2 separate regions of the Homo sapiens genome follow, and region 2 is linked to region 1. A link is an interaction called in ENCODE POLR2A ChIA-PET data of the cell type or tissue named here. Cell type or tissue: Panc1. All regions are shown on one strand. Each heading gives the region's core, and the rest is flanking DNA. Links, peaks and the distances in the headings are about the cores only. Region 1 overlaps TNS3 (tensin 3). Region 2 overlaps PKD1L1 (polycystin 1 like 1, transient receptor potential channel interacting).

Evidence for each region. ChIA-PET counts read pairs that join two places held together with the same protein. Peaks named below come from ENCODE experiments on the same cell type or tissue, not always from the same donor. Only the 100,000 strongest peaks of a DNase experiment are listed, where the experiment ranks them.
Region 2: POLR2A ChIA-PET joins it to region 1 with 9 read pairs; 3 of 35 experiments call an interaction of 5 or more read pairs at or near these places.

Annotation. Positions count from the first base shown.
Region 1 is chr7:47,304,188-47,309,571 of GRCh38, forward strand. It overlaps TNS3 (tensin 3), which reads right to left. Exons shown (of 31, transcript NM_022748.12): 21 at 645-816. Among named protein-coding and RNA genes, the nearest start is that of SNORD151, 160 kb to the right of the region's middle. In Panc1, for the core only: no CTCF peak of the experiment used is centred there; no DNase peak of the experiment used is centred there; H3K27ac peaks cover 451 bases.
Region 2 is chr7:47,848,345-47,853,728 of GRCh38, forward strand. PKD1L1 (polycystin 1 like 1, transient receptor potential channel interacting) reads right to left here. Exons shown (of 57, transcript NM_138295.5): 31 at 4,783-4,883. Among named protein-coding and RNA genes, the nearest start is that of PKD1L1-AS1, 56 kb to the left of the region's middle. In Panc1, for the core only: a CTCF peak has its summit at 4,531; no DNase peak of the experiment used is centred there; H3K27ac peaks cover 2,257 bases.

The DNA.
Region 1 (5,384 bases), core at 138-5,137:
ATGAACCAGTTGATTAACGGATACCACAAAGACTACTGGAAATTACCAACCACTTACGAGTACGGAAAGACAGCTAAAACCACACCACGTGACACACGTATTTCACTAGCAATGGAACATTCATGGGTACAGAGTCTATGCGTAATGTCCTTAAATGAGGGCTCCTCTTTTATTTTAAGGAGAACAGAGGTAGAATTTAAAAAGTTAAATAGGGAGCTACGTGTTCATACAACAAAGCATAAAGAAACTTATTCCTACTCTGAGCAAGTGGAATGGTCTCACGTATGAATGTCCTCAGGGGTAGTATCTTTGTGAAGCAGAAATAGGCCATTTTTCCCTGTTAATACCCACCCTCTCCCACCCCCAGGTCTTTCTGTAAACCAGAAGCCCTCTAAGACTGATTTTTCCTGTATTTCCTGTATGTCCCTATATTTTCTCGTATGTCACCACATACACCTGTCCCCGGCGGTAGCAGTGTCGTGCACACAGCCCTGGTCCCCTGCCCCGCCCCATCTTCAGGCCAGTCCCTGCCTGGTCTAGCTTCAGCTTCTCTGAAGAGCAAGCCCCCGCTGGTCCCACATGCCTCTCAGCATTCTGGGTCTTTAAGGGGAACTTGTGCCAAGTTTAAAGATCCATCTTCTTACCTCTCTCTCCTCTGCCCAGGGCCGTTGCTGGAAATGGTGCAGGAAGAAGCAAAAGCCTGCTGAAAGGAGGGCGTCGAGGACGCATCAGCCCGGAGCATCGTGGATTTGGGTCCGATGGGGCTCTCTGACATCCCCACAGCGTGAGTGAGCGTCTCAGGGCAGCTTCGTGGTTCTGTAGCGGGAACACAGGAAGCAGAGAGACCTCGGTTGTAGGACTGGAGAAGTCATAATCTCTGCTGCTTTTGCATGTTCCACAAGAAACAGTGCTGACTTTGAGGCTTTCTGTCATCCATGGCCATACTGAACATGACATCACTACCCGTAATAGGCTGGAGGAGGCGGCCAGCCCTGCACCCACAAGCATGGGTTTATTCTCACCCATCACTGTTTCCAAAAATAAAGCGACCTAATTCAGTCCCCCACAGTGTCCAGCCCATTACCACGAGCTGGTCATGTGAGGAGATGCACATTGGGCCGCCTGGGCTGGTCCTCCCAGCCCCATCCCCCACAAAGGCTGATGTCCTGTAATGTACTCTCCACTCCATGATCTAGGCTGCACCTCACTTTAGAATTGGCATGGCCTTTCCTCTGCAAACCAGCAGGCGACTTCTCCCAATAAAGACCATAAGTGCAGGCCCTGCGGCAGCCGGGCGGCCTAGGTGTCCTCCACCTTCCTTTGGTCCCTACCCTCCCCCCAGCTGGTAACTGGGCCATCAACATCGAGCACTATGAGGGTGCAAACCCATGCTGCTGCTTTCCAGGTCAAACCCCGCTGCTTCAAAGGCCACACCGTGGGGTGCAGAAGCCACCCTCGCAGGTGGGCCAGAACGCAAACCTGCTTGTGTCCCATGCCTGAGCCCAGGCACATTCCTCTGACAGAATTTCTGTTTGGTTTCTTGCCCAGCAGCTGCATTATTTCTGGATATTTAAAACATCTTACCTTTTATATTTTTTCTTTTTTTAAACCAGGCTTCAAGAAATGGACAAATCTACCATGGTCAGTAAAATAATATTATTAGAAATACTGGTCAGTTTGTTTTCTGTTTCAAAACTAATGAGGATTGATAAGAGAATATTAATGTAGAAAAAAACTCCATATTATTCATTTCCTGGAGAGGGTATTGAAATTTAGAGATTTCCAAATAATGCTGTTTTCCCTACAACTCACAGGACTATCACCTCACATGCTTGAAATATGTGTTATTTTAATTATACTGAAAAAAAGGCTACCTTCTTTACCCTTCAAATGAAAACCAATAATAAAACTGAATACCAGAATCACACTTTATAAAAATGACATTTACTAAGAATACTCTGAAAGGAATTATCAACAGCATATGTGATTTCTGAAGATGAAATACCTAGGGGGTTTTCATTAATCCAGGTGCCAATGAGCACTGGTCTGTGGATTATTCAGACCAGTGAGGAATTATATCCAAAAAAAGCAAGGGAAAGCCCTGACCACTCAACTAAATTACCTCCACATACAGGATGTAATATCCTGGTTTTTTAAAAAAAATTGATCTCTACAGAATTTGCACTATCAATTCACAAATGGAATGCACTTCACTCCAATGAGGTAAACAAGCTCCATCTCTACCAAGACAGAATGAACATTCTAAAAATTATATGGTATCCCCACATATGTGAAGTGAAGCACTTTTTTGGTCACACGTCATTTCAATATGAATTAAAAATTACTATTTTTATTTAGCACGAATTCTTTTCCTAAGGAAACCTTAGAGAATTTTTTTTTTTTTGGAGACGGAGTCTCGCTCTGTCGCCCAGACTGGAGTGCAGTGGCGTGATCTCGACTCACTGCAAGCTCCACCTCCCGCGTTCACGCCATTCTCCTGCCTCGGCCTCCCGAGTAGCTGGGACTGCAGGCACCTGCCACCACACCCGGCTAATTTCTTTTTGTATTTTTAGTAGAGACGGGGTTTCATCATGTTAGCAAGCATGGCTACGATCTCCTGAACTCGTGATCTGCCCGCCTTGGCCTCCCAAAGTGCTGGGATTACAGGTGTGAGCCACCACGCGTGGCCTAGAATTTTAAAATATATTAATCAGCACACAAAATGTCTGGAGTTATGCCTAAATTAACAACTATCCTAAGTTATCTAATAGACCTTGGTAGAGAAAAAGTGAACTTTAAATGTTTAATTTTTCATGAAACTTTAAAAACCACACCTTTATATATTGAGGTATAACTAATATACAAAAAACTGGATATGCTTAAAGTAAATAATTCGGTCAGTTTGTCATATGTAAACGTCCATGAAACCATCATCATGATTGAGATAATTAACAGTTACATCATCATTCCAAGAGTTTCCTCCAGCCCCTTCTCCTGCTCATCTGGTTTATGTCACTTTGCTTTAGTGTGCATTTCCTAAAATTCTACATGAATAAAATCATTCATATAAACTCTTTTTTTCCTCTACTTTCACTTAAGAAATTATTTTGAGATTCCGCCACATTGTAGAATGTATACATAGCTCATTGCTTTTCAACGGTGAGTACTTTTCCATTGTATGGACATATCACATTTTCTCTGTCCATTTACCTGTTGATGGACACTTGGGTTGTTGCCACTATGGGGCTGCTACATATAAAGCTGCAATGAGTATTTTTAGACACTTTTGGGTGAATACCTAGGGATGGAATGGCTGGACCATATGGTAAGTGTCTATGTAACTTTTTAAGAAAATGCAAAGCTGCTTCCCAGAATACTTGCAGCATTTCACATCCCCACCATCAATCCTGCCCCTACTTGGTATGGTTGGCATTTCGAATTTTAGCCATTCTAGTGCTGGCGTAGTGGTATAACACTGTGTTTTTAATTTGCAACTTTATTAATTACTAATGATGTTGAACATCTTTTTGTATGCTTATTAATAGGCATTTTTATGTGTTCTCTGGTAAAATGTTTGTTCAAATCCTTTTCCTTTTTTTCACTAGGTTGTTTGCTTTCTTAACACTCAGTTGTAAGAGTTCTTTATATATTTTAGATGCAAGTCCCTTATCATATATATGATTTGCAAATATTTCTTCTGAGTCTGTTGCCTGTGCATATATTCACTTAAGAATCTTTTGAAGAACAAAATCTTGTAATTTAAGTCCAGTTTATCAATTTGTTCTTTTAGGAATAGTGTGTTTGGTGTTGTATCTAAAATAGTATCTGCCTAATCCAGTCACAAAACATGTTTTTCTGTTTTCTTCCAAAAGTGTAATAGTTTTGGAAGAAACTATAAACATAAGCCTATGATCCATTTTCAGTTAATTTTTACACATGGTGTGAGGCATATATATCAACAAAGTTTAGTTTTTTAAATATGGATATTCAATGGTACCACTACCATTTGTTGAGACTATCTATTCTTCATTGAATTGCTTTTGTAATTTTATCCAAAATCAGCCAAATGTTAAATCCATCTAGGTTATTTTTCATTTCAGACACTGGAGTTTCTCTCTCCAGTGAAGTTTGGTTTGGGTCTTTTTATATGTTCCACGACTCTACTTAACTTTTTGAACACATTAAACATAGTAAAAATAAATGTCTTAATGTCCTTGTCTTAATGTTCATAATCTTAACATTAGTTTTGTGTCCTCATTAGTTTTGTTTTGCTTTCTCTCTTAACTATATTGCTATTTTCAGGCTTCTTTGATTGCCTGGTAATTTTTGATTGAATGCCAGACACTGTGATTTTATGTTTTTGGATGCTGGATATTTTTGTATTCTTATAAATATTCTTGAACTTTATTCTGGGATGCAGTTAAGTTGCTTAGAAACATTTTTATCTTTTTGGGTCTTGCTCTTCACATTTGTTAGGAAGGCCTGGAGTCATGCTCCATCTAGTGCAAGTTATCCCCCACTACTGGGCAAAACCCTTCTGTATATCACTCAATGCCCAGTGAATCTTGATACTTTCCTCTCTTGCTCATGAGAACAGGCACTCTTCCCAGCTTTGAGTTAGCACTGGGTTAGCCTCTCTTTCCAATCTTTTCATTTGGTTCTTTCCCTGGCCTTCAATGTCCCTAATGTCCTCCTACCCAACGCTCAGTTGAATACGTATGGCGGATCCTCTGCAGATCTCCAACAGCTCTCTCTCTGTTCAGCCTTCTCTCCATCCTGCAAGTCATTGTGGTCCCCTGGAGTTTCAACTCCAAATGCCCAACTCAGAGTCTCCCAGATTCTGCGTGAGTTTCCTCTCCCTGCCTTACACCTGGAAACTTTGTCTAGGCGGTAAACTGGGACAACTGTACTGTCACCATGTTTGTTTCTTACTTTTCAGGGATCGTTGTCTTTCACTGCCTGATGCCCATTGGCTTGGAAGCCATTATTTCATATAGTTTGTCCATTTTTTGTTTGTTCAGTCAGGATAATAAATCAAGTCTCTGTTACTCCATCCTGACCTGAAGCATACATCTCTAATCTTTCATATTTAAAGACGAACAATTCACTGAAATTAAAGTTAACTTATCAATTATTCAATAATTATAAATTATTGAAAACTCTATAAATTAATATCCCCAAGACTTAAGAGTATTTAAAATGAAAAAGAGCAAAAAAAAAATATGCTATGAGAGTATGTTTAAAACATAACTGTGGAATAATAAAAATAGCTCAACAAGCCGGAGGTTTGTGTTTGAATTTAAAGTAATTTGTTTTACCTTTCTCAGTTTACCACCTCACCGATAAATAGGATTAATACTGCTACCCACCACAGAGGGTTCATT
Region 2 (5,384 bases), core at 241-5,240, 540 kb after region 1:
TTAAAAAAAAAAGATATCGATGAATAAATACATACGGAGTGATTTCTAAATATGTAATTTAAGTAAGAAAAGCACAATGCAAATGAGTGTAAGAAATAAGGGGAAATAATGTGGGTATGCATGGGCTTATTTTCCCAAAAAGAAACATCAGGAAAACAATTCCCATAAAATTATAATCATCGAGGCTGGGCGCAGTGGCTCACGCCTGTAATCCCAGCACTTTGGGAGGCTGAGGTGGACCACCTGAGGTCGGGAGTTCGAGACCAGCCTGACCAACATGGAGAAACTCTGTCTCTACTAAAAATACAAAATTAGCCGGGTGTGGTGGCGCATGCCTGTAATCCCAGCTACTCAGGAGGCTGAGGCAGGAGAATCACTTGAACCCAGGAGGTGAAGGTTGTGGTGAGCCAAGATCGTGCCATTGGACTCCAGCCTGGGCAACAAGAGTGAAACTCCAGTCTCAAAAGAAAAAAAAAATTATAATCATTGTTCTTCACAGAACTAGACAAAACAATCCTAAAATTCATATGGAATCACATAGCCAAAGCAATACTAAGCAAAAGGAACAAATCTGGAGGCATCACATTACCAGACTTCAAACTATACAACGAGGCTATAGTTACCAACACAGCATGCTACTGGCATAGAAATAGGCATGTAGACCAATGGAACAGAATGCAGAACCCAAAAATAAGGCCAAATACCTAAAGCCAATTGATTTTTGACAAAGCAAACAAAAACATAAAGTGAGGAAAGGACACCCTATTCAACAAATGGTGCTGGGATAATTGGCTAGCCACGTGTAGAAGAATAAAACTGGATCCTCATCTCTCATTTTATGTAAAAAATCAACTCGAGCTGGATCAAAGACTTAAATCTAAGACTTGAAGCTGTAAAAATTCTAAAAGATAACATCAGAAAAACTCTTCTAGACATTGGCTTAGGCAAATAATTCATGACCAAGACCCAAAAGCAAATGCAATGAAAACAAAAATAAATAGATAGGACCTAGTTAAACCAAAAAGCTCCTTCAAAGCAAAAGAAATAATCAGCAGAGTAAGCAGACAAGCAACAGAGTAGGAGAAAAAATTTGCAAACTATGCATCTGACAAAGGACTGGTATCCAGAATTCATAAGGAACTCAAACAAATCGCAAGAAAAAACAAATAACCCCATCAAAAAGTGGGCAAGGACCTGAACAGACAATTCTCAAAAGAAGATATGTAAATGGCTAAAAAATACTCAACACCACTAAGTAATAGGGAAATGCAAATTAAAACCACAATGAGATACCATCTTACTCCTGCAAAAATGGCCATAATTTTTAAAAGTCAAAAAATAATAGATTTTGGTTGTGTATGTGGTGAAAAGGGAATACTTTTACACTGCCTGTGGGAATGTAAACTAGTACAACAGAACCAACCTAAATGCCCATCAACCTACGAGTGGATAAAGAAAATATGGTATGTATGCACCATGGAATACTACTCAGCCATAAGAAGGAACAAAATAATGGCATTTGCAGCAACCTGGATGGAGTTGGAGACCATTATTCTAAGTGAAGTAACTCAGGAATGGAAAACCAAATATTTTATGTTCTCACTTATAAGTGGGAGATAAGCTATCAGGATGAAAAGGCATAAGAATGACATAATAGGACTTTGGGGACTTAGGGGTAAGGATGAGGGGGTGAGAGATAAAAGACTACACATAGGGTGCAGGGTATACTGCTCGGGTGATGGGTGCACCAAAATCTCACAAATCACCACTAAGGAACTTATTCATGTAACCAAAAACCACCTGTTCCCCAAAAACTACTGAAATAAAATAAAATAAAGGAAACAAATGAAAACAATTACCTATAAGGACTAGGTGATAACAAGGTATAAGAATAAGGCTGTTGAAAGATTTAGCTCTGAATACATACATCTTTAAATGTGCTTTAGACATCTGAACAATAAAAATGTCTCACAAATTCAAAACATAAATTAATGTTAAAAAATGGGGACGGGCGCCGTGGCTCACGCCTGTAATCCCAGCACTTTGGGACGCCAAGGAGGATGGATGACCCGAGGTCAGGAGTTCAAGGCCAGCCTGACCAACATGGTGAAACCCTGTCCCTACTAAAAATACAAAAATTAGCTGGGTCTGGTGGTGCATGCCTGTAATCTCAGCTACCCACAAGGCTGAGGCAGGAGAATCGCTTGAACCCAGGAGGCAGAGGTTGCAGTGAGCCGAGATCACACCATTGCACTCCAGCCTGGGCAACAAGAGCAAGACTCTGTCTCAAAAAAAAAAAAAAAAAAAAGGATAAAAGTAAGGCTTAGCATTAAGTACATGCAAAAAAGTGAACCTAGCTGTATATAAAACGTATAGCAAAAACCCACAGAGAAAATAATTAATTCAACTAACTTTTGACTATGTGCTCTTACTGTAATATATCATGTAAGAATGTAAAGTCAAAACTAAACAAAAAATCTAGAAAGAAATATTGAACTTTATCTGGTAGGTTTGTGATTGTTAGGGGTACAGGTGCTTTAATTCTAAAACGATTTGGTGTATACTGTAGGATAGAGCAAAGTGAATTTTGCTCTTTGGAAACTGGCTCTCAAGTTCTCATATTTTGGCAACTGGAATTCTCACTGTAGGAGAATGGGGATCTGAACACACAATGGGAGAAAGTAATAAGGAACCCTGGGTGTTGGATTTGAATTAAGGCATTGTGATTAACTCATTTTACACACACATACACACACACACACAGACGTTAAATCAGTGACGCCCCAATAGCAATGAGCAAATGTGATGCGCAGTTCTTGTGTTCTAATGTCATTTCCCATCAATGAGCCAAGCCTCATTGAGGACATGGCCGGTTCCAAGGAAGGGCTGGCCAAACACAGGATAAGCCAGGACACGCTGGTGTCCCAGAAAGTAAAGAAGCACTTGAGGATTGTGATGTCATGTCAAGAAAACCTCAGGAAGCATCTTGGAGGAGCTCCCACTGGAATAATTTGTGCATCAAAAAGTAAAATAATGGAGGTGAACTAAACACATTGAATTTTTTTTTTAACACATTGAATTTTTAAGAAACACCATGCACCATAGAGACAAGAGAGCAAGAGTAAGACAGAGAGAGACTGAAGCTCTTCTTTACTGAAGAATGCCAGCTAATTCATGGTGGAATTAGCAAATCACCGTTTTGTAGCCTTCTATGTACCTATATCACCCATGGATCCTTAAAATCATGGGGTGACAGTTTGTAAGGCAAGAAGATACTAAGGTGGTCTCAAAAGTATCATCTCACAAAGGGGAAAATGGAGAGATTGGAGGTTCTTTCCCCAAGCAAATTACCAAACTTAGCACCATCGCCTATGGAATATGCTGCCAATCATCTGTGAACTGAATTTAATCATGAGGAAACAGTCAGGCAATTTCCTGAATGTACAACATGCAGAAAATAACTAACCTAAGCTCATAAAAAAAAGTCTGAAAAAAAGGCAAAAATTGGGAGGGTGTTGTAGATTTTTAAAGGGACTATATAAAAACACAGCAACAAAATGCATTCATGAACTTTGACCTACTTCTGATTAAAAAATATAAAGAGCTATAGAAGGCATTTGGGGGGATTTTAAAAATTTAAATGTGGATAACAGAATAGATATTCTTGAATTAATGTTGATTTCTTTTCCTTATGATAATGTACTGAGTTTTGTAGGGAATGCCCTTGTTTTCATGAGATGTTTAAGTATTCAGGGGTGGTATGTCATGGGGCCTGCAACTTTCTCTCTAACGGCTTGTCCTCTCCCTCAAAAACATCCCCCACCCACATGTGCACACCTGTACACATGCAGATAAGGCAAATGTGGCAGAAATCAACAAATGGTGAATCTCAAGGAAAAGGATATGGGTATATGTTGTGCGTATTTTTCTAATTTTCTATCAGCTTGAAATTACAATAAAAACTGTGAAAAAGAACACATGAAATGCAACATTAAAAAATACCATTGAGAATTTGAATTTGATGAGCAATACAGTTTGATTCATTTTTAAAAGAAACAAATACTGGTTCTCAGAAGAAAATAACTATATCCCAGTAAACATGTAGAGACAATGGGTCTGGCGCACTCACTGACAGTCAGAAGCCAGCTCCTCTCCAGGGCCAGGGCCTGTGGAAGTCAGTGTAAGGCGCGTGTCTGGTGAGTTGCCTGTGGGTGCCACTTCAGCCCACTGAGCTCCAGTTTCTTGCTTTTTTGGGGAAGGGGTTACTGAGGCTCAGAATCCTAAGCCACCAGGGGCAGACCACGGAGAAGGGGTGAGCCCCAAACTTCACACTCTGCCCCCACACTGCTTCAGAGGGGGTCCTGTGCCCTATTGATACGTGAGACACAGAGACGTCTCAGAAGTCCTGGGTCAACTCTGAGGTCAGGGAAGCTCAGCAGAGGTTAGTTTGAGGGAAGCAAGGCAGGAGGGTGCTTCAGGCAAAGACTTAGCCTGAGCACAAGCAGAGCCCTAAGGATCAGGAGGAGGCGCCAGAGACCACCTGGGAAGAGATGGGTAGGGCAGTGAGCAGCACCAGCCACTGCATCACAAGGATGGCGCTCATCATGGGGCAGTTTCCATGTGTGGGATCTATAGTGGAGCAGTTTGTTTATAAGCAAGCAGAGAAAGGATTCTGATGTTTTTGTCATGAATAAAGAAAAACACCACTATACATACAAAGGTTATAGGGGATGTTTTAATCATGTAAACAGAAAGGGAAAATAAGGCGCCCTGTTCACTGACCTTTCTGAGAAGCAGCAGGTATATAAATCTGCACAATTGACTCATCCCAGAAGTAGATCTGCTTCACAAGAAAATCAGAGGGAGTAGGTTTCTCAGAGAATCTAGGAGATAAAAACAAAATAGGGATTTCTCATTTTTTTCTTCTCTCTCAAAGGTTTTAGTCAAATTTCTATCAAGAGTTTACTCAATTTGTGCAAAACATCCTTGTCACTGCAAGGAGGTAGCCTGGGACTAAAAAGGGTCAATGTGCTTAATTCCACAACACCACCTGGTCTCTTAGTAAAAACTCCTACATAACACTTTCACCCTGCATCTCATTAAAAACAAACACTTTGGCCAGGCACGGTGGCTCACACCTGTAATCCCAGCACTTTGGGAGGCCGAGATGGGCGGACCACCTGAGGTTGGGAGTTTGAGACCAGCCTGACCAACATGGTGAAACCCCATCTCTACTTAAAAATACAAAATCAGCTGGGCGTGGTGATGCGCACTTGTAATCCCAACTACTCGGGAGGCTGAGGCAGGAGAATCACTTGAACCCGGGAGGCAGAGGTTGCAGTGAGCGGAGATCACACCATTGCACTCCAACCTGGGCAACAAGA